2 separate regions of the Homo sapiens genome follow, and region 2 is linked to region 1. A link is an interaction called in ENCODE POLR2A ChIA-PET data of the cell type or tissue named here. Cell type or tissue: PC-9. All regions are shown on one strand. Links, peaks and the distances in the headings refer to the core of each region. The heading gives the core; the rest is flanking DNA. Region 1 overlaps SPTBN1 (spectrin beta, non-erythrocytic 1). Region 2 overlaps ACYP2 (acylphosphatase 2).

Evidence for each region. Peaks named below come from ENCODE experiments on the same cell type or tissue, not always from the same donor. Only the 100,000 strongest peaks of a DNase experiment are listed, where the experiment ranks them.
Region 2: POLR2A ChIA-PET joins it to region 1 with 6 read pairs; 3 of 35 experiments call an interaction of 5 or more read pairs at or near these places.

What each region holds. Positions count from the first base shown.
Region 1 is chr2:54,472,916-54,485,254 of GRCh38, reverse strand. All of the region lies in intron 1 of SPTBN1 (spectrin beta, non-erythrocytic 1), which reads right to left. It also overlaps the pseudogene C9orf85P1. Among named protein-coding and RNA genes, the nearest start is that of SPTBN1, 23 kb to the right of the region's middle. RefSeq lists an enhancer at 347-857. In PC-9, for the core only: no CTCF peak of the experiment used is centred there; a DNase peak (open chromatin) is centred at 5,604.
Region 2 is chr2:54,133,822-54,146,160 of GRCh38, reverse strand. It overlaps ACYP2 (acylphosphatase 2), which reads right to left. Exons shown (of 4, transcript NM_138448.4): 2 at 10,692-10,708; 3 at 7,413-7,522. Among named protein-coding and RNA genes, the nearest start is that of ACYP2, 24 kb to the right of the region's middle. RefSeq lists a silencer at 2,015-2,309. In PC-9, for the core only: no CTCF peak of the experiment used is centred there; no DNase peak of the experiment used is centred there.

The DNA of each region.
Region 1 (12,339 bases), core at 3,932-7,931:
AGTCCAGCTTCGGCTTGGCATCAGAGGGAGACCATGGAAAGAGAGGGAGAGGGAGACCGAGAGGGAGACGGAGAGGGAGACGGAGGGAGAGGGAGAGGGAGAGGGAGAGGCGATTGTTTTCAATATTTTATTTTTTCTGGTTCCTTACTGAACGGAATAACAATGTCTTCTTTCTTTCCACATTCTGTGCAAACTTCAAGTTCATAGGCGCATGGTCTACACACTGTGTGATAAGAATCCTTCACTGTCTTTCATAAACATTTAACACATTTTTTAGGTTTGATAATGGTTTGTATTTTTTGTATTTTACACGACACTCAAGAACTTCTTTATAGCGCTGACATACTATATCAGGAAGTTTTGCATTAATTTTCTTGGTCTGAACACTCTTATCAAACTTGTCATTTTTGAAGCTAAACGTATTCTGGTGCTTGAGGCCTGGAATGAGCCACATTGCGCCTTTCTGGGAGCTTGTCTCCGACACAACCACCCCACGCCGGGTACAGGCAAAAGGATGAAGGGAAAACCAACGAACTACTCCCAGGAGTTAACACTTCTCTACTTGTCCTTTGAAATTCTATCCTATAAAAGGCCTCAAACATCCATAAGCATAGAGGAATAGTGGCACCCTGAAGAGTTACCAGGATGGCAACTACAGAAGACACTTGTCATCAACGCTGGCTTTCCTATTATTCCTCTTAGCATTCTTTTTCGGCTTTCCAGCTTCCCATATTCCTGTTCTTAGGAGAAGTTAACATTTCCTACCTTGCTCTCTGAGCTTGAGGAAAGAGAATATAGAAAATGGCAAAATAAAAGTGTGAAATGTAATTAAAAATAGCAGATGAGTACTAACAAAAAGTCTAAAATTTACTGACAATGGGAAAGGAAGGAGAGCAGGCCTCTTCTGGCAGTCAAGAGCAGGACTGAAGTGAATGAGAGGAAAATAAACACAATTCCCAAGCATATAAAAGTCCTAGGAGGGCCCCGATAATTTATTTCTCAGAGAAAGGCAGTTAATACCGTGCAGTTATCACTTGCCAACAGACATATTTGGTTTTGTTTTGTTGTTGAGACAGGGTCTCACTCTGTCCCCCAGGATGGAGTGCAGTGGTGCAATCACAGCTCACTGCAACCTCTGCCTCCTGAGCTCAAGTAATCCTCCAACCTCAGCCTCCCAAGGCACAGGCACATACCACCATGCCCAGCCAATTTTTGTATTTTTTGCAGAGACAGAGTTTCACCATGTTTCCCAGGCTGGTCTCGAACCCCTGGGCTCAGGTGATCTGACTGCCTCAGCCCCCCAAAGTGCTAGAATTACAGGCATGAGCTACCATGCCCAGCCCCAATACAGATATTTGGATACAACCCCGTCAAGAACACTAACCTGACCAGCGGAACAAAGCAAGAAGGCAATAAGGTCTGCAACAGGCACTTAAACTTCACCCTGGTTTAACAGCAGACAATGACAAAACAGGAGAAACTCTTTGAAATGACTCACAGGCCCTGTGAAGCCACTGGGGGTCACACCCCTAAATCACCCAAGTGCCTTTGATCCATGCATTCTCAGAGCTCTTCCTACCCACTTCCTGTGCCCAGGAACACTTGGCATTTTCTTTATAGTGGGCTCACAGAAAGCAACAGAAATCTGCTCCTGGGGAGGTGCTAATGTCCAGCGAAATGCAGGAGACAGGAAGGCACAGCAAAGAGCCTGGATGGTACAGACCAGACTGCGGGCTTCCAGACAGCCTCTCCACGTGAGGGTTTCTCACGCCTGCAGGAGGAACAATCTCCAAAAAGGTCCTGCTGAGGGAAGCAACGGGTAGAAAATCCGCATCCTTTGGTATACACTTCATGTTTCCTCTAACCCCTCGCTTTTCCGTGACCCTACCTTCCTTGGATCTTATGTGCTATGTCTGAACAAACATGGAACATAATTGATTCCATTCTTAACCCCGTGGTGCCCAGTGCTCCAAGAACATGGGGGCCCATAATGGGAGTTTATTTCACGGGAAATATGTGCTAGCACTGTCCTTGTTTCCCACACACTAGAGATGAGCCAGCAGAGGCAAACTATTGAGGCAGGTCTTTCTCCAGCAGAAGAGATAAAAATCTCCTCTCACCTAGTTTAACCCCAATACTCAGGCTTCGGTTCCCTTCCAGGGCATTCCTCGGCTCTGAAAGAATAAAGCTGCATTCTCTCTTCCCTGGCCCGGCCTCCTCAGGGTCACATTTGCCTGCCCCCAGTCCTCACCACACCCCTTCGGGCCAGCCTGCTTTAAACGGGGCCTTTCTGTAAGATGTGACACATAATCCATTGCACCAACTGCTGTGGGGCTTCTGGTGCCAAAAGACCATTGAGAAAAAGGCTGCTTAAAAAAGTATGGAGTGACTCAGTACTGCCAAGTCCTGTGGGATTACTTATTCCAAGCCTGTCCTTCCTGTGTCAGGCTTCTTAAATGTTCATGCTCCTCCCATGTTTTGTTGACACCCTAGATCTAGGCTGCCCAATGAAACTGTCTGCTGTGATGGAAATGTTCTATATCTATACTATCCAACAGGGCAGCCATGAGCCATGTGTGGCTACTGAGCATTCGAAATGTGGCTAGTGTGACTGAGGAAATGAAGTTTCAGTTTACTTCATTTTAATTCACATAAACATAAGTAACTTCCTGGTGCTCATGGCTCCCTACTGGACAGCACAGGCCAGAGACATAATTTTGAGGGGAGGCCAGAGGATAGCATGCATACTTGGCTTATGTTACAATCACCTGAGGACCTCTTGCAAGTCCTGGTGCCCATTCTGTATCCCAGACAATTCAATCAGATTCTCTGGAAGTGGGACCCAGACATCTGCATTTTTTCTCTAATTGTTTCTAATTTTTTCTTTTTTTTTTTTTCCTGCTGTAGAGATGAGGTCTTGCTATGTTGCCCAAGCTGGTCTTGAACTTCTGGACTCAAGTGATCCTCCCTCCTCAGCCTCCCAAAGCAATGGAATTTCAGGCATGAGCCACCATGCCCGGCTGACACCTGCATTTTTTTAAGTCTCCTCAGGGGATGCCAATGCGCTGCCAAGATTGAGGATCAGTGCTCCAAAATGTGAAAATGTCTACCATTAATAGTCAATCCCTATCCGACCAGGCACTTCAAACACCAAAAACTAAGCCATGTAAATAATGAGGCCAAATATCCCACTCATCATGCAATCCTGTGGTACTATGCCACACCTCAGGCTCATCAATAGCAAAACCATGTCCAAAAAATGGGCTGCTTTATAAAGGAAGCCATGCGGAGGAAAAGAGACAGCTCAGAAAAGAAGGTAAAAGGAGGAAGCAAAGAGGTTTTACAAATAACTGTCAGTATATAAAGCCTGGCTAGTATCAATCTTTATATACAAATAATTCATTTTCTGGAAAGTTACCAGTTAACAATAAAACACACCTCCAAATCTAGTACTCCGAACAAACAGCTTTAATTGGATTCCTTCCCTTGGCTAACCCATCCACACACTCTCTGCGCCTAACAGTAAGCTCTTACCACTATGCATTTTTCTTCAAAAGATTATCTGAAACCTGTGCTTTTTCACTGGGGACATTAAACTCTTTAAATGGCAGCAATTAAAAAGCCGGTATTGGTCCAAAATCCATTTGCTCTGGCTCACTCTTGTCCAGCAGGCACAAATCTCAACCTTTACTTGCCATTACTAATTTCACCAAGTGTATCATTAATCTGGTGAAGCTTTTCCTCAGGGACTTGGTTTAACAGAGGCATCATATCCAGAGTTTGGAAAACAAACAAACAAACAAACAAAACAAAACACACACACACACACACACACACACACACACACACACACACACACACACTCAGGTTTCTGCAGCCTCTAATCTTCCAATCAGCATTTCCCAAAGGCATGCCATGCCCTTCAGGGTTGACTGCTGATAGAGTTCCAAAGCTGGGGCAAAAAGCTCACCAGCACTTTCTGGGCAGCACTGCTGAAAATCAAAAACAGCAAGAGAGATTCTAATGGGAAGAGTATCTGAAGGTTACTTTTTTTTTTTTCCAAACCTGTTCTTCATTTCTAGGATTTTATTATCATCATCATCATTATTACTTAGAGATGTGGATTTTGTTTGTTGCCAGGCTGGCCTCAAACTCCTGGGCTCAAGTGATCCTCCCACCTCAGCTTCCCAAGTAGCTAAGACCACAGGTGCTCACCATGGCACCAGGATGAATGTCACTCTTAATGACAATAAAAGTAGCTCCCTCTACATTGACAAGTGAAATATAAATGACCCAAAATTAACCCCCTCCCCAAATTATTTAATATTACTAAAGTAATTCAATTATAAAACCGAGAACTCCTAGAGCTGGCCAGGGCTTCAATAAGTCACCTTAACTAATGGACTCCCCTGCAAGGAAGAAGAGCTGGCTTAAGTTCATCCACATTCACAGCCAATAAGTTCTCAAAGAGCAAATGTAAATCCCTGCTGCTGTGGCAAACCAGACTGAATTCTTTTTCATCTTGGCCTTTGTGGGAACCAGCAGCAGCAACTCAGTGATGACTTCTCAACCATCCATTCCAATGGAGGGTAGACAACATGGATTTTTTAAAAAATTAACACAATACTTATAAAAGGATCTGGACTACATGTTTCATATACATCTGAATGTGGGTTATACTGAATAGAATAAAAATTCTTTCGGATTACAAAACTAGGATTGCTAGATAAATACTGGACATCAAGTTAAAGCTGAATTTCAGATAAACAATGAATTTTTAGGATAAGTATGTCTCAAATACTGCATAAGACAAACTTACACTAAAAAACGATGTGTTGTTCATCTGAAATTAAAATTTAACCAGGCATTCTGGCTTCTTTTTTGTTTGATTTTGTTTTTCCTAAATCTGGCAACCCTGCATATCACTACTCTGGGAAAAATCCAACTTTTAAAAGAGGCAGAAGAGGTTGGGCTTTGCCACTCCCCACCCACTCAACCTCCCAACCATTCTGTATCTCAGCGCCAGCTGTTCAAAAGGTGCTTTCCAGTGTAGATGCTAATTACACACAACCTGATAAATGAGTGTCCCAATACCCAGCACCCATCTCTGGGCCACAGGTGCTAATTATATAATTAAGTGCCACATATACACGTAGCTGAAAAAGTAAAAGTCAATTTTACTTTCTGAGCCTTTATCTGAGGAAAGGGCTCAGATAAAGCAAGCAATTAAGTTTGAGCAGGTGCCATAAATGGAATAAGCCATTAGTAAATATTAATGTTATTAAAAGCAAAGTTTGCTTGGAAGGCTGAAGCAGGAAGATCACTTGAGCGCAGGAGTTAGAGGCCAGCCTGGGCAACACAGTGAGACCTTGCCTCTTGGAAAAAAAAAAAGCAAAATTTGCTTGGGAGAAATAATATAAAGATAATAGAAAGCGAACTGAATACTTAAATGGTTATTACATGAATTAAGTACCCTAAATAATTTTTTAAATAGCTACAACTATTGAATAGCTATGTGCCAAACAACATTGCAAAACTTTACATGTTTTATTGCATTTAATCTTAACACCCTAGGAAGTGAGTCATGTCCCTTCCACAATGTGAAGAAACCAAGACACCAAGATTAGGTAACTTCGTTAAGACTAGAGTGACCATGTTATCTGGTTTGCCTCAGACCTTCCTAGTTTATGCCTGCTGTACTGGTACAACTATTAAAAGTGTCTCCTTTCATTCTCATAAATTACCTAGTTTGGATAATAAATTATGTGTTCACCTACCAAAGACCACAGTCAGTAACCAGCAGAGGCAGGGTTCCAACCAGGCAGTGTGGCTCCAAGAAACAGAACCTAACCACTGTAAAATACTCCCTCCCAAGTCCTACCTTCCACAGAAGAGGACTGGAACAATGGGATTTATTTATTTAATTTTACCAATCATACCTTAGATTTCTTACATGGTTACAAACCAACTTGGGGGGGAGGCGGTTGGTAAGGGTCATGTTTTCTATAACTATACTTTATTTGCCTTTAAATCATTGCTATACACAACACAAGTCATCTGCAGGCAGAGAAGACTCTGCAGTCAGCCTTCACTGACATCCCTGGGCCTGAAAATGTTTAAACATTTCAACTTAATCAAAGTATCTGGTCAAATATTTAACCAGATCTTTTTCTATTTTAAAACAACCTTTACTTTCCTTCAGCCTGGCCAGGCAGCCAGGACACTCAGTTGTTTGTTATTTTTATTAAAACAAAGGTGGACATGCAGTAGGTTCTGGCTTTTAGTTCCATACACAATGGGCTTTCCTCCTTTCCCTAGTAATAAAACATATATATATATACACATATATATACACACACACTCACATATACGTACATACATCTTTTTTTATCTCTGGTATTGTGTATTTTCAGAACACTTTCTATTTTCCCAGCAAATGTTTAACCATTCATGCTATTAACAGTTTGACAACATGAAAACAGTAAACATGAGCATAAACTTGTAGGCTTACTTCATTTATATAATTTTAAAATGCATCCCAAGTGGTTCCAATTAGCAGAAGTAAGATGCCTTTCAAGGTTCAGCACACTGGAAATAGTTGCAAGGACACCAAGTACTTCCACATATCTGTTAACAGCAATAGTTTCAGCCCTTACTCTTGTGTGAAGCTGTGTGATTGCACCTAGCCTCTCGGAGCTCTGGACTCTTCTTTGATACAATCATGTGGATGTACTAAGATCTACAGGGTTCGGCCCAGACCCAAAACTTCCAATTCTATGATCCTCTACAATCTTTCTGACTGTGAGCTGCACCCTGTAATGTGAAAACACTGCTCTTCCACGAAACTCCCCAACATTTGACCAGGTCCAGAGGGTGGCCCATCAGGGGACCCACTACAGGTCCTTGAAGAGTGAGGAAAAAAAACAATCCTCTCTCAAAGGCAGACTTACTCCAAGGCTACCATCACTGGAACCTGACACAAGCATCTGAGGGCATGAAACACGAGCGTTCTCATAAGAGAGTGAAATCTCTTCCCCGGGGAAGACCTGCCACAGACAAGGGCCCTGGGACCAGGATCGGACAGCTCTGTGGCAACTGGTGCAGGTTCCCATGTTTGTCATATCCCTGGATACATTAAGCCTGATTCCTGTCAGCCTCAGACCATGTGAAAAATGTTTTCTTAATGTATGTTTTTGTGATGGGTCATGAATGCTTTTTCCACAATACTGGTATCAACAAAAAGGATAAGACTGGGAACTGTGGCTCTGAAGAAGGTTTTCTCTGCCTCAAATCCTCCCAAGTCACCTTTAAAAAGCAAAGTCTACTACCAGTCTTTTTTTTTTTGAGATGGACTCTTACTCTGTCACCCAGGCTGGAATGCAGCGGCATGATCTTGGCTCACTGCAACCTCCGCCTCCCAGGTTCAAGCAATTCTCCTGCCTCAGCCTCCTGAGTAGCTGGGATAACGGGCACCCGCCACCATGCCAGCTAATTTTTGCATTTTTAGTAGAGACGGGGTTTCACCATATTAGCCAGGCTGGTCTCGAACTCCTGACCTCGTGCTCCGCCCACCTCAGCCTCCCAAAGTGCTGGGATTACAGGCATGAGCCACCGCGCCCAGCCTACCAGTCAGTCTTAATCGTAATGGCAGCAGGAAAAGGGTAGGGTGGGGCTGTGAGGTAACTGACAGCTTTAAAAGTGTGTTTCCTGTCATAAAACAGCAATTGTCCTTCGCACCTGTTTACTCACAAAGGAAAAAAGCAAACAAAACAGAAAATGAAAAAAGAATTCTTGGCCTGGATTTAACATGATTTCTAATAGAAAGTGAATTAATTAATTAAAAAAAAAAAAAAAGGTAATGCCACAAATCCGAAAGTCTGGGGAGTTAGAGAGTTTAGTCTTTATCAAGTTTTACCCATGTACAGTTACAAAACGGGGGTTGGGGAGGCTGCTCCTTCTTACCTAAAGTTTATTACATGAAGTTTACAGCCATTTTAAGTGAAAACTTCCATACTAAGATTTGTTACATACGCAGGCATAAAATCCCTGGCAACAAATGTTGTGTTTAAATCCAAAGTCTTCTGGTAGAGAAATATTTAATACCTCTTGACAAAAGTTATCTCTCTGTTTCTTATCAGAGCCCTCATTTCAGTAGTATCTCATTTCAAAACTTCTAGAAAACTTGTTACAGAAAGTCAAAGAGAACCAAGAAAAACACTGAAGCCAATAAAAAAAAAACTCGGTGTGTTTGGACCATCTGTCCAAACCAATTTAATTTTTTTATAACCACTAAGATATGTGGTCAAAGTTTATTTACCTTTCTCTTTTCAATGGTAAGTTTAGAACACAAAGGCAACTAAATGAAGAAAAAGTCCTATGGATTCAACACAGGCATGTAACCAGTAATAACTAATTTTTAAAAACACTGCCTGCAATTTGATTTGCAATAGAAAAAATCTCTCTTCAAATAGTCAACTCTTTTAACAAACAATAAAAACAAAGCTTCTTCCCAATGCAAGTATTAATTAAAATGCAATTCCAAATACTTGCTTTGTATGAGAACAAGTTAGACAAATTAGGGTATCCCAAAGCATGTTCAACAAAACCTGCATCCGAGAGAGGCTATGAAAAGTAAGAAAATAATTCAAAGGTCAGGTAAGTTTGGGAAACATCGTATGTTACTCTCCACCTCCAGAATGCCTGTTAGGATACAACAGCTCGGAGACGACCTTCACTAAAGAGGCCTAGTACATGTTATTAAGCCCAGCATTCTCCAGATTTACTTGACCAGGAGATGCCCTTTATCAACAGTACATGTGAACATACTGCAAAACTGGTGCTTCAAAGAAGCTGATGGGAAATGCTGGATTCGACCATATTACCTACTCTGTTATCTATGTTTAGTTAGAAACTTTTAATGATCACACATACCCAGTCTCTTCTTTTTGTGGCTACATGGGAGGATTACTCTTACCTGCTACCCTAGCATTTGGGCGGGGCATTTGATTATTCTGATCAATGGCCTGCATCTAGCCCATCAGTCCACCGTCCTTGAGTGAGGATGGCACAGAGCACCCTGCCACCATGTGACGGACAAGTAACATGAGTGGAAAATACGCATCTGTGAGTTTGAGCCACCGAGATTCTGGAGATCTTTGTTACTGCAGCACCAGCCTAACCTGCCTGATAAACTATGGAAGGGAATTTTTCTTAAATAAACCTATATATAGTGACCAGAAGTGACAAAATAAATATATAGAGAAATGTGGAATAAGCATACAACAAGAATGAACCTTTAAGGCCACTTTGGTCTAAAGAATCTCATTTCAAGCACTAAAGAGCAGTGAATTAAAACTAAACACTCTGGTATGGACTAATTTGAAGCATCAAAAGTTTTGTTTGTAGTTTGTGGAGGTGAGGCCTTTGACACAAGAAAACTAAAACTCTATTACATAATTTGTCTAAATTCATACTGTTAATAACAGTCATGTGCCTTACCGATGGCTGTATTCTTTTCACTAAACAATGAGTCTGAATTAGTGGAAAATACTAAATGATGAATTTAAAAAATAGTTTTGAGTTTCATTACTCCAAGGCACTCTGTAAGAATGCCGTTCTGTGGCTCAAACTCACAGAAGCATGTTTCCCACTCATGTTACGTGCCTGTCACATGGTAGCAGGAGGCTCTACCATTCTCACTCAAGGACTCTGGCTGCAGTCTGGACACAGGCCATTCCTCAGAACTAGTCCAACATGCCACCAAAATGCAAGGGGAGCAGGCAAGAGTGATTCTCCCATGTGACCACAGAGAGAAGGGACTGCATATCTGTCATCATTAAAAGTTTCTAAACATAGATAACAGCATAGATAATGTGGTTTAATCCAGCATTTCCCATTAGCTTCTGTAAGAATGTGGAAGTATTATGGAACCAAAAGGAGACAAACTGTTGCCAAACGGAAGGCCCTAAGCTTTTAAAGAATAAGCTGTTCTTATAATTGACAAACTAACCGTTTGCAAGGGATACATCCACTTTTCTTTTTCTTTTTTGAGACGGAGTTTCGCTCTTGTCACCCAGGCTGGAGTGCAGTGGCGCGATCTCAGCTCACTGCAACCTCTGCCTCCCGGGCTCAAGTGATTCTCCTGACTCGGCCTCCTGAGTAGCTGGGATTATAGGCATGTGCCACCACGCCCGGCTAATTTTTTGTATTTTTATAATTTTATATTTTGTATTTTTATAATTTTTTGTGTTTTTGTATTTTCACCATGTGGCCAGGTTGGTCTCGAACTCCTGACCTGAAGGCAATCTACCCGCCTCAGCCTCCCAAAGTGCTGGGATTACAGGCATGAGCCACTGCGCCCAGCCTACATCCACTTTTGAAAACAAAGTTTACTTTTTCAAATTATAGAAGTAACATATGCTTACTGTAGAACAGCAGAAAATACAAAACAGCTCTGAGACAAAAGCAAAAATCACAAGGAATCTCATCCATTCTCCCCTCCCCCAAAAACCTTAATATTTGTAGTATTTCCTTATCCCTTTTGTATATTTTTCTACATAGTTACGGTAATTCCATTTATATAATCTTGTGTTCTGCTTTTTCTCCCTATGTTAAAAACCTTCCCATGTTATTAGAAGGTATTCCATAATAATATTAAAGTTTTTATTAATATAGTAAATAATACTTACATATTTCCAGGCACTAGTCTAACTGCTTTACCTATAACTTATTTAATCCAACCAACCCTATATGGTCTGTACTATGATTATCCTGATCTTACTGATGAGGAAACTGAGACCGAGAAGGGTTAATGACTTGCTCAGGGTCACAAAGTGGGCCCATGGTGAAATCAGGTTTTAGACCCAGGCACCACAGCTCCACGGTCAGCACTTTTAACTACACACTGTATTGCCTCCAGAATATATAGTCCACCCTGTAACTTACCAATGATGGACTTTTAGGTTATCACCACTTAAAAAAATCATAGTAATGTTACAATAGACATCTTTATAGGCATCTGAAGCACTATTTTATCTAAGCCTATTCAGACAGCAAAACTTTTACCAGTTCAACAAGTTCAATTTATTTTCAGCTAGCCAACAACAGCTGTAGAAACATCTAAAATGGCTAGCATTTCATACACCAACTCATTACTCCACCTACCAGTGGTATGAACTTCCATGTGGGCCTCACCTGTCCACCCTGCTGCCATCTGCAGCAGACTCCAATGTTTCCGTCTGCCTTCACACTGCAGAAGGAGCCAGTTAAAACCCTGGGTCTGTCTGACTGCATCCCCCAGTAGATATAAGCAAATTCCATAGATTTTTTATGTCTGGAATATTTTAAATGCTAAGCTTATTTGTTCCTAGTCCTATAAGCTTGTGCCAGTACAAGGCATACAGACGAGGAGACAGAACATCCCATATACATGTGTAAAATTTAAAATGAATGTTTTTCTAATTCAGACAATAATCCAGAAAAGGAACATTTGAGTATTTAACTTTTTGCCTGCTTATCGTATAATGAATGACTGAATTCTCCTGCAAGGTTAAAGGAATGCACACTCTAAATTAATAGATGGTGGGAGGTGAAAACTATCCAAAATATATTTTCACATGAGGGGACCAGATAATGGTATGCTAAGTAAAAAGGAAATGGTGGCCTGTAGTTCACCTCTCCTCAATACAATTTACCAGTTCAGTTATCCAAGGATGTGTGTGTATGTGTGTGCGTGTGTGCTTAAAAAAAAAACAAAACTGGAGATGTCCAATAAAAGGGAAAAGCAAAAACAGAATTTTGATACTTTAGAAGTCATAGGCTCAATAAAGAAATTTTCCAACATGGCAACAATGCCATATAGAATTCATTTGCCATCTGAAAGTGAAAAGATCAATACATCTAAAAGAAGCTGCCCACACACGCATTTTCCAAGAAATATTTTTCTATGTTATAAAAACACAAAATATGGTTTTTAACATATTCTAAAAACATACCCCAAATAACCTCAATTCTATTGACCAAAAAGTACAGTAATTACAAATTATAAATCTCTGTATAAGGCACTTACATAAAACCAGAAATAATGTTTCTATACAAGGAGAGGACCTCTAAAATACATGTAAAATACGGAAAGTGACAAAGCAAAATTCAAGACTTACACATATGAAGACAGTGAAACAAAAGAAACAAAGCCATTTTCAGGATACGCTACAGAGCTATGAAATTATCACAATTAGTCTCAATCTAAACGTCTAAAGGACTTTAAGTTATGGGATAATTAACATATCTGTTAATATCATCTTTTAGGAAATCCTTTAGTATAGAAACTTGGTTTGTATT
Region 2 (12,339 bases), core at 2,907-6,906, 340 kb after region 1:
TCTTAGTGTGAGATTATTTTTGGCATAGAATTTTGTAAGTCAATCAGTCAAGCACAAGGGTAAATGAAGGCATGCAGAGATGCAAACTTTTTGCCTCTCATGCACCTTTCCTTCGGAAGCTTATAGAGAATTATGTTTCTGCAAAATAAGAGAATAAATCAAGAATGATTAAAACATATGATTAAGGACACAGGAGCCTGCTCTACAGGAAAGCAGCGAAGAGCAACACCAGAGTGACAGTTGTGTAGCAAACCCAGACCCAGACTGGAAGACAGGCCTCCAGGAAAAAGCATGACAGACAGGTTGTGTGATGCACTTTGACATTTGCACATAGATCTGTGTGGGATTTGGAATACATATTGATGGATATATAGAGTTTCTGTTTTCTGTATATAGTCAAACATTAGATTGAACAACATGAAATTGTTGTTTTATAGATTAAAATATTGTCAAGTATTGATAGTTTAATATCATTTGACCAAATTTACAGGTGAATAATATAATGCCGGAAATTTGCTTTAAATACTCTAACAATGACAAAAAAAAAGTTGGAGGAATATATGAAACAAGAATGTCTGAAAGCATACTGTTATTGAAAGTGGGTAATGGGCACATGAGCTTCACTGTCCTTTTTTCTCTATTCATGTATGTGTTTGAAAATCCCATCATAAAAAAATATAAAAAGAGAAAAGTATAGCAACACCAAAATGTACATTTTAATAATCTTTCGCACACTGAACTAATCCTAGGACTGCTTGCCCCAGCCTGTTTGGAAAGTGGGAAAAATCAGTTCCTTCATTCAAGCACTTTAATCAGGTATCCTGTTACTTGCAGCCTAAAGCATCCTAATTTAATCATAGATCCTAGCTGATCAATCCAAAATATATCATGTCATTTATCACAAGGATTTAACAAAATTTTTTAAGTAGAAATCTTCTAGGCCTCGTTCTCAGATTATAATCAAATAAAAATAGAAATAAATAATAAACAATTACTTTAAAAGTTTTAACTGGGAATTTTACAAACACAAACTCAGAATCCCATTAGTTACAGTATTAGTTCAAAGAAGAAATAAAAAATGAAATTACAAACTATCCAGAAAGCAAGGAAGGAACAATTACTACCAAAACCAATGGAAAAGAAAAAAACTGTATTCAGGAGAAAATGCCTAATCACCTTCATTATTAACTTTAAAAAACTAAAAACAACGGCAACTAGGACTCATGTTGAAGACTTAGAGGAGCAACAAACAAAGAAAGAAGAGGAAATTAATAAAGATGGAAGTTGAAATTAATGAAATGTAACCCTCCCAAAAATTATAATCAATAAATCTAAAAGCTGTTTTTTAAAAATATACCAATTAAGTAGATAAATTCTGTCAGAGCTTGATTAAGGAAAAAGGAGGAGAAAATGAAGTTCTACAAGATTAGGAATTTTCAAAGGGCATATAAGCACAGATGCAAAAGAGATTTTTTTTTTTTTTTTTTGAGACAGAGTCTTGCTCTGGAGCCCAGGCTAGAGTGCAGTGGCATGATCTTGGCTCACTGCAACCTCTGGCTCCTGGGTTCAAGCGATTCTCCTGCTTCAGCCTCCCAAGTAGCTGGGATTACAGGTGTGTACCACCACGCCTGGCTAATTTTTGTATTTTTAGTAGAGACGGGGTTTCACCATGTTGGCCAGGCTGGTCTCAAACTCCTGACCTCATAATCTGCCCACCTCAGCCTCCCAGAGTGCTGGGGTTACAGGCGTGAGCCACCGCACCGGCCGAGATTTTTTAAATTATAAAATTTATCGCAACAAATTTGAAAACCTAGAAAAATTGGATAATTTCCTAGCAAAATAAAAAGGAATCCAAGAACATCTGGAAAACTCAACTATATCAGTTACTTGCTGGGTGCAGTGGCTCACACCTGTAATCCTAGCACTTTGGGAGGCCGAGGCAGGAGGATCGTTTGAGCTCAGAAGTTCAACACCAGCCTGGGCAACGTAATGAGACCTCACCTCCACAAAAAAATTTTTAAAAATTAGTTGGACATGGTGGTGCATACCTGTATTCCTAGCTACTTGGGTGGCTGAGATGGAAGCATCACTTAAACCCAGCAGGTCAAGGCTGCAGTGAGCTGTGATTGTGCCATTGCACTCCAGCTTGGGTGACAGAGCAAAACGTTTTCTCAAAAAACAAACATACCAGTTACCACAGGGTAGATTGAAAAGGTGGTTAAAGGTCAACATTGAGAAGGCAGCAGGACCAGGTGATTTCCTAATTTGTTTCCACTAACCTAAGAACAGTAATTCTGATATTTTAGTTATTCCAGAATGAAGAGAAGGATGGAAAACTTCCTAATATGTTTTGTGAAGCCAATAAAACTTTAAAATCAAAACATGATAGAATACCCCCCCCCCAAAAAAAAAAAAAAAAAAAAAAAACCGGCTGGGTATGGTGGCTCATGCCTGTAATCCCAGCATTTTGGGAGGCCGAGACAGGCAGATCATGAGGTCAGGAGTTCGAGGCCAGCCTGGCGAATATGGTGAAACCCTGTCTCTACTAAAAATACAAAAATTAGCTGGGAGTGGTGGCATATGCCTGTAATCCCAGCTACTCGGGAGGCTGAGGCAGAAGAATTGCTTGAACCCAGGAGGCAGAGGTTGAAGTAAGCCAAGATCGTACCATTGCACTCCAGCGTGGGCAACAAAGCGAGACTCCACCAAAACAAAACAAAACAAAACAAAAACCTTACGTGACTTATATATATACAAAAGTTCTAAATAAAATATTGGCAAGCAATACTTGGCAATTCAGCAATAATTTAAAAGAATAACACACTGTAACCAATCAAAGGCTAATTCAAGGAATGCAAAAGTAAAATTTATTGTGATAAAGTATATTTACCTAAAACCAACAGCAAACATCTTTTTACTAGGTGAAACAATAAAACTATTTTAAATAAAGTCAGAAACCAAACAGGCATGCCTGCTATGGCTATTATTATTCAACATTGTCATGGCAGGTCTGACAAATGAAGTCACTGAAACAAAGATACACCATTTTTACTAATTGCATAACTGTATTTTTTAAAAACCCAATAGACTATAGTTTTTTAAAAAACTGATAGAATTAATAAGAATATCTGATAAGGTAATACTATGATATCTAATTAATACACAAAAGTCATTAGATATTCCATATTTAAGCATGAACAACTAGAAGCATAAATGGGAAAGAAATCCATATGCAATAGTGAAAAAGTCATTAAGATACTTAGAAATAACTTAGCAAGAAAAGTACAAAAACCTATATAAAGAAAACCATAAAATCATACTGAAGGATAAATTTTAAAATCTAAGCAAATGGAACAACATCTGTGTGTTCTTAAATGGGAAGATTTAATATCATAAAAATGTCACTTCTGTCTTTATTTTTATTTTATTTTATTTTTTTTGGGACAGGCTACTCCCATTGCCCAGACTGGAGTGCGGTGGTGCAATCTCATCTCATTGCAACCTCTGCCTCCCAGACTCAAGCGATTCTCTTGCCTCAGCCTCCCAAGTAGCTGGGACAACAGGCGTGTGCCACCAACCCCAGCTAGTTTTTGTATTTTTTGTAGAGACACGATCTCGCTGTGTTGGACAGGCTGGTCTTGAACTCCTGACCTCAAGTGATCCGCCCGCCTCAGCCTCCCGAAGTGCTGGGATTACAGGCATGAGCCACTGCACCCAGCCAAAATGTCACTTCTCTTAATTTCAAGAGAATGCCCAATTAAAAAGCAAATACAATAATGGGATCCTAAGACATAAAATGGACATTAGGTAAAAATTGAAATCTAAATAAATAGGGATTTTAGTTAATACTAATGTATCCATATTGGTCCATTAATTGTTAACATACGTATCATATTAATGTAAAATGTTAATAGGAGGAAAACTGTGTGGGGAGTATATGGAAAGTCTCTGTACTATCTTCACAATTTTTCTGTAAATATAAAACTGTTCTCAAAAATAAAGTTTATTTTTGTAATCCCAGCACTTTGGGAGGCTGAGGCAGGAAAGTCATTTGAAGCCAAGAGTCCTATACCAGCCTGAGCAACATAGTGAGACACTATCTCTACAAAGCAACAACAACAACAACAACAACAACAACAACAAAATATACACACACACACACACACACACACACACAAATTAGCCAGCATGTGCACTCAGGAGGTTGACGTGGGAAGATCACTTGAGCCCAGAAGGTCAAGGCTGCAGTGAGTCTAGATCAGACCACTGCACTCCAGCCTAGGAGAGAGAGCAAGACCCTTGTCTCAAAAAATAAATAAATACATAAAGTTTATCTTAAAAGCATATGTGTGACACAATCATGTAAGTTTTCTTTTTAATAAACAGAATAGAATTCCAGTTAAATAGGTAAAAGTATCTTAAAGTTAAGAGAGGAAACAAATGCCCAAGAAAGCAAATAAAAGAATCAAAAAGAACAGTGAGAGGAAATATACTGTGGAGATAGTATAATTAAATCAATATGGTATACTGATGTAGGAACAGAGAAATAGATCAGTGGAACAGAATAGAGAATTCAGAAATAAAATCCAGTCTATATGAGATTTTAACGTATGACAAAAATGTATTTCAATGCAATGGGGGAAAGAGTGATTATTTAGTAAGTGGCGCCAGGACAACTGGCTATTCATCTGGTAGAAAATAGTTGGTCCAATATCTCATCTTTTAAATAAAAAACAAATTCCAGATGGAGTAAATGCTTAAATGTAATAAATAGAGCATCAAGTTAGAAGAAAACCTGGGCGACAACACTTACAATCTGTTTCTTAACCAGAGAGAAAAAAATAGCCATATTTGAGTTAATAAAAATGAAAAACAATTTATGTTGCAAAGCTATCATAGACGAAACCAATAGGCAAATTATAGATTTGGGAAAATACCTGCAAAAGCAATAACAGATAATGGGTTAGTAACCATAACCAATATACAAAGAGCTTTTAAAAATTGGCAAGAGACAAGCAACTCGATAGAAAAATGGGTAAAGGATGTGAAAAGGGAGTTCATGAGAACAAATTCACAGACATAAGCATAAAGATGCTCCAACTTACTAGTCATTAGAGAAATGCAAATTACAGCAAAAAATAATAATCACTCACAACCAATCAGGTAAAAGAAAAATTAGAGAGTACAATACCAATTGCTGACAGGATGAGGAGGAAAACAATGTAAATTGTTTACAGCTGTTTTGTAAAGCAGTCTGACAAATATTTTTACATTAAAAATACATAGCCACTTCAACCAACAAATCACACTCCTGGGAACCTATGCAATCAAAATAAAATCACCAATAAAATTTTATTGCAGCATTGCTCTTATTGCAAAAAACAAGACAGAAAAAAATGCATTTCCAGCAATAAGGTAATAATAAATCTATATATTGTGGAATATTAAGTAGCCAATAAAAAGAATGAATTAGAGATTACCATTCGACTTGAAAGGATTTTCCTGGATGTATCTTTGAGTGATAAAGTAAGATGCAGAGAAGGGAATACACCGTGATCCCATTTTTAAAAAGCAAATATTGAACAAAATCCATAAAAGTGTGTGTGTGCAAGTGTGTGTGTGTGTGTGTGTGAGAGAGAGAATGTGAACATGGAGACAAGCAGAAGAATACACACTAGCTTGCTAACACAGGTTACTTAAGAAGGGTGGAGAATGCAGGGGTTGAAAAGAAAACATGAGCACAGTGTATGATACGATTTCATTTATGTTAAGCAAATTAATCAATGACCCTCTATAATGTGGATTAGGAATATGACATGATTGGTATGAGCTTCTATCTTCCACATACTCCCCGTTTTTAAAAACTATATTATTATTTTTTTCTAGGCTCCCTCGAATCATGGGACATAATCTCTACTTTAAAACTTCCACACAATCATTTGGCATTTTCTCTTCCATTGAACTATCAGTTCTGTACAACGAAAGTCCCAAAATTTCTTGTACATTTTGTGACAATTCTACTTAAAAATATTGTTTTTCATTAACTGTCACCCCACAGTTTGTGAAACTGAACTTTTGGACCCCACTTTTCAATTTGAGGTGTAGTTTTACACACAAACACAAGTATGCACGTAAACATTTAAAATTAGAAAAATAAGGAGTTGATAATTATATATTTACTGTTTACTGAAATGTCCAGAAAATAAAAATACAAATTATGGAAAAATATGCACAAGGTATTCTATTTCGGTAAAAATCAGCAAAACCTTAATTACAAATGCATACTTAACTATTTTTAAGTGAAAGAGAAAGCTGTAGAAAGTATTCCTTGTCAGAGGTTAATAAAGGGGAGGGAAATAGACAGAAAAGTACACATTACAAGTTTTACCTTTATACTTCTCAGTGTTACGTTACTTCACTTATTACAATAAGCAAAACCTATTGCTTTGGAAATCTAAAAATATTAAGTAATGAAAACAAAGATAAATTGCAAACAATAAAATAAATTGAGTGTTACTTAGTACCTACCTCATAAGATCTGTTGTGAAGATTGAGATAATTCATACAAGGTACTTAGCATATTGCCCAACATGTAAATGCTCAATAAATGTTAGCTATTTTTTAATTTAAAAGAAAAAAGACTACAAAGAGCAGTGGAAATTATGAAGCTGAAAACACAAGGCTTTTGAAAACGTCATTGTGTACACAGGACATTTTTCCCCATATTACTGAATCTGGCCTCTCTTGGACTTCAAGGATTCATAGTTTGGTAACCCTCCAGCTCATTAAACACACTCTCATTGGCAGGAAAAATAAAATTACAATTAGATAAATAAAGCACTTAACTGTAAAAAGGAGATGGCAATCTTTTTGCCTGGAACGCTACCCTAAGAACTTCACGAACCATCCTAAGGCACTACGCATCTGTCACAACACTTCAAATGAGAATTACTTGGGCCCTGGACATCTCCCTAACGCTGGAGGAGATGCCACAGGACATACAAATTGGAGAGGGAAGCCACAATTCTTCTCGAGGCCAGCCCAAGTGGGAAGTCCATTCCTAAACATAGAAATGCTACTCCCAACTCTGAGAATTTCTTCACAGGCCTGCCTACAAACATATTAGTTTGATTGTAATCTACAAACAAAATCTGGTCCATCAATACTATTCTTACTGTCCAATGAAACATTAAAGTAGCCTTATAAGGCCAGGCACGGTGGCTCACACCTGTAGTCCCAGCTACTTGGGAGGCTGAGTCGGGGAGATCTGAGCCTGGAAGGCAGAGGTTGTAGTGAGCCGAGATTGTGCCACTGCACTCCAACCTGGGCAACAGAGCAAGACCATGTCTTAAAAAACTAAAAAACAGCAGCCTCATAAATTTCATGTACATGTTATTAATTTTACTACTCACATGGAATTGACTTTGTCTTCTGGCCCCTGCACTTGGCCTGTCACGGTGCCTTTGCTGGTATTCTTCACCCAGCCAACCACTCCTATTTTCCTAGCTTCATCTTCTGTATACTGTTTCAGGAAAAAACAAGAAGAATAAAGTGCAGCATCAAAAGTCTGAGTTCATAACATACTTGATTCTAATATCCAAAAAATGCTAACCTAATAATCATTTTTTGTAGTCAATGCCAACAATTGTATAGATGACCTACAGTAACCTCTACTTATAAGAACCTTCACATAAATGGTATCTTTTGTTAAATTTCACTTTCAGTAAAAACAATTCCACTATCATAAAAACATTATGAAAAACTACGCTGAGAGTGAGAATTATTTCAGAAACAGTTCCTATGATGTGTTTTTGGATACATAAAATTTAGCTGCATTGCCCTTAAGACTGCTAACACTAAATTACATTGTTAACCTGGGTTCCAAATCATAATCAATCCAAGATTCTCAATCACTGAGAAAAAACATATACAATTATGATCAACATAGAGTATTGATAAGCAGAAATAGAGACTACAACACTTCGAAATTTCCAGCAAAAATGAGGGAAAATCATTTTAATAAGAAAATTATAAACAACCCCATTAAAAAGTAGGCAAGGACATGGACACTTCTCAAAAGTAGACATATGTGTGGCCAAGAAGCATATGAAAAAATGCTCAATATCACCAATCATTAGAGAAATGCAAATGAAAACCACAATGAGATACCTTCTCACACCAGTCAGAATGGCGATTATTAAAAAGCCAAAAAATAACAGATGCTGGCCAGGTTGCAGAGAAAAGGGAATGCTTACAAACTGTTGGTGGGAGTGCAAACTGGTCCAGCCACTGTGGAAAGCACTGTGGCAATTCCTCAAAGAGCTAAAAACAGAACTACAATGTGACCCGGCAATTCCATTATTGGGTATATACCCAAAAGAATATAAATTGTTTCATCATAAACACACATACACACATATGTTCACTACAGCAGTATTCACAATAGCCAAGACATGGAATCAACCTAAATGCCCATCAATGGTAGACTGGATAAAGAAAATGTGGTACATATACACCATGGAATACCATGCAGCCATAAAAAAGAATGAGATCATGTCCTTTGAAGGAACATGAATGGAGCTGGAGGCCATTATCCTTAGCAAACTAACACAGGAATAGAAACCAAATATTGCATGTTCTCACGTAGAAGTGGGAGCTAAATTATGAGAATACATGGACACAGAGAGGGGAACAACAGACACTGGGGCCTACCTGAGGGTGGAGAGTGGGAGGAGGGAGAGGAGTAGAAAAAAATAACTTTTGGGTACTAGGCTTTGTACCTGGGTCATGAAATACTCTGTATAATAAACCCCCATGACACGAGTTTACCTATATAACAAACCTATATGAGTACCGCTGAACCTAAAATAATTTTTTTTTAAAAAAGAAAGAAAATTAAACTAGCAAGAACACTAACATAAACATGCTGGTTTGCAGAGTTTTTATAAGACTAAAAGATTCTGATGTTTTCTGTTGGCTCTGGACTTGGCACAGAAATGTTATAATTGTCTATGGGTAGATTTATCTCTCCTATTATTATTAATAGTCTTTTAAAATTGCCTTTTTCTAGCTCCAAATTCAGTTATGCTATGTAAGTAGCAACATTTTGATTTTGAATTATTTTAACTACATCATACTAAAATTTCTATTGATCCAGTCTACTAGAACTCTTTTTTTTTCTTCTGAGATGGAATTTCACTCTTGTCGTCCAGGCTGGAGTGCAGTGGCGCCATCTCGGCTCACTGCAACCTCTGCCTCCCAAGTTCAAGCGATTCTCCTGCCTCAGCCTCCCAAGTAGCTCGGATTACAGGCATCTGCCACCATGCCCAGCTAATTTTTGTATTTTTAGTAGAGATGGGGTTTCACTATGATGGCCAGGCTGGTCTTGAACTCCTGACCTCAGGTGATCCACCTGCCTCAGCCTCCCAAAGTGCTGGGATTACAGGCGCGAGCCACTGCATCCGGCCTTAGAACTTTTCAAAAACATACTCTTCTCCTGTATGGAGGCCAGGGTGATCAAGATCTCTACACTCCACATCCCCAGCTGTATGAAACAACACAAATCAAAATGGTAACAGCTAAGACTGATGTAAGACGTGGCCCTGAAAATAAGTCACTTTCTTATTAGATAATAACGAAAATGGAGACAATCTGAATTTTGGGGGATGGGGCTGCCTCATAATAGAGATTTTACCAGTGGGAAAATATTGGAACCCTCAGGAGTTGGGAACCAGGGACCTAATCTAGTGACCCACCTCAGATAGTAGGTGAAAATGCATGCCACAATTAAGTTGTAGGAAAGGAGTACTTTAAAAAAATTAAAAATTTAAAAGCAACATGGAGCCAGGCATGGGCATTTTGGGAGGCCAAGGCAGGTGGATAACTTGAGGTCAGGAGTTCAAGACCAGCCCAGGCAATATGGTGAAACCCTGTCTCTACTAAAAGTTAAAAAAAATTAGCTTGGCTGGGCATGGTGGCTCACACCTGTAATTCCAGCACTCTGGGAGGCTGAGGTGGCTGGATCACTTAAGGCTAGAAGTTCAAGACCAGCCTGGCCAACATGGTGAAATGCCATCTCTACTAAAAATAAAAAAGTAGCTGGATGTCGTAGCAGGCACCTGTGTAATCCCAGCTACTTGGGAGGGTGAGGCAGGAGAATCACTTGAGCCTGGAAGGCGGAGGCTGCAGTGAGCTGAGATCGCACCACTGTACTCCAGACTGGGCAACAGAATAAGACTCCGTCTCCAAACTAAATAAATAAATTTTAAAACACGACGTGGCGCTTAATCTGCTAAATCCTGGGAACCACTTCATTATGCAACATTAGCGTGTTTTGTTTTGCAGTGCAACATATGTACCGTTGCCTAGAGGATTTCTTCCATCCAGAACATGTAGAAAGTCCCATACTTTGTATTCAATACACCTAATCAAAGCGTTTCATTAAAATCACCCAAAGAGAGGTACTTTTGAATATAGAAAATGTTAAGTAAATACTAAGAAGGGTACAATGTTTTTAGCATTAATAAAAATCTCAATCAGTAATTTCAAAGAAATACATATATTTCTTCATTTGCTGTCAAGGACAGGGAGTAAACAGTAGACTAGCGCCAAGTAGAAAACTGCCCTATCTCTGTAATTGGGAATAACAGTGGAAAAAAAATAGCAAAATAATAAAGATTGTACTGACTTACCATTCTGAAGCAAACACCTGTATAAAAGAAAGATAAAAAGAATTGTCAGCTTGTCCTCCTTTAAAAGGTTATATGTTTCCTGACTTAACTTTTATCTAGGTGGTCCCCATTTATCCTTGGTTTCACCTTCTGCAGTTTCACTTAATCCTCCATCAACTGTGGTCCTACAATATTAAATTTAAAATTCCAGAAATAAACAATTCATAAGTTTTAAATTGAATGCCTTTCTGAGTAGCATAGTGAAATCTCATGCTGTCCCACCCATGAATTATCCCTTTGTCCAGCAGATCCACACTGTAGACACTCTCTTGGTTATCAGATCGACTGACTTGGTGGTACTGCAGTGCTTGTGTTCGAGTAACCCTTATTTTACTTAATGATGAACCCCGAAGCACGAGAGTAGTGATGCTGGCAAATGCGCCAAAGAGAAACCATAAAGTGCTTCCTCTAAGTGAAAAGGTGAAAGTTCTCGACTTGATAAGGAAAGAAAAACATTGTATGCTGACGCTGCTAAGATCTAAAGTAAAAACAATCTTCTGTCCATGAAACTGTGAAGAAGGAAGAAGAAATTTGTGTTAGTTTTGCTGTTATACCTCAAATTGTAAAAGTTATGGCCACAGTGTATGATAAATGCTTAGCATATCGAGGGTTCTACACTATCCACAGTTTCAGGCATACACTGGGGTTCCTGGACTGCATCCCGACCCAAGAACAAGGGGGAACCCCTGTATTTATTAAGTGGTAAGTAAATGAAATAAATAAAATGTTTACTCTGAATATATTTAGAAAGTGTTTTTGAAAATTAGTTTCTTTTAAAATGAAAAGAGAAAAGGAAGACTTTTTGGAGAAAAATAGTAATATTCTGCTGAATCCAAATAAATAAAATGCTGAAGCACATATTTATTCTATTTTTAAATGCTAAATAAAACAAAATAGTTATTACAGGTACAGTTGAGTATACTTGGCATAAAATTTAGCTGTCCTCAACTTTTAAGATATCTTCTTAAAATGTAAGGACTAAATACAAATTTAAATGTAATAAAACATTTGTGTATTTTATTTCTAGTTATAGAACCAATGAAACTTATGAAATGATATGCTTGACCATAACTTGGCTTCTGAAGCCTCAGTTCTTTATTTATTTATTTATTTATTTACTTACTTATTTATTTATTTTAGAGACAGGGTCTTGCTCTGCACCCAGGCTGGAATACAGTGATGCAATCGTAGCTCACTGCCCCCTCAAACTCCTGGGCTCAAGGGATCTTCCTGCCTCGCCTCCTGAGTAGCTAGGACTCCAGGCATGAGCCACTGTCCCTAGCTCTGAAGCCTAAGTACTAATGGAAACTAACTGAAATGGAAATGATTCTTAGAATCTCTATAGTGTAGATTACATTATGTTAATACTTTGAACCATGTAGGCTGGGAAGTATCATTGGTCTTGGTTATGTTTTCCCTATCTAGACCATGATAAGCTGTTCTATATTGGCCAACTATGATGGTATCCTATACTTTGCTTACCCAGCCTGCAAAACTATAGGAGTCTCATCTCAGACAGAGGTCAAGAATACTATGGGACTTCATACCTTGGGTGGTCTAGAACCAAATATTGATACATAGAGAACTGGGCCCTAGAGTGGGGGTGACA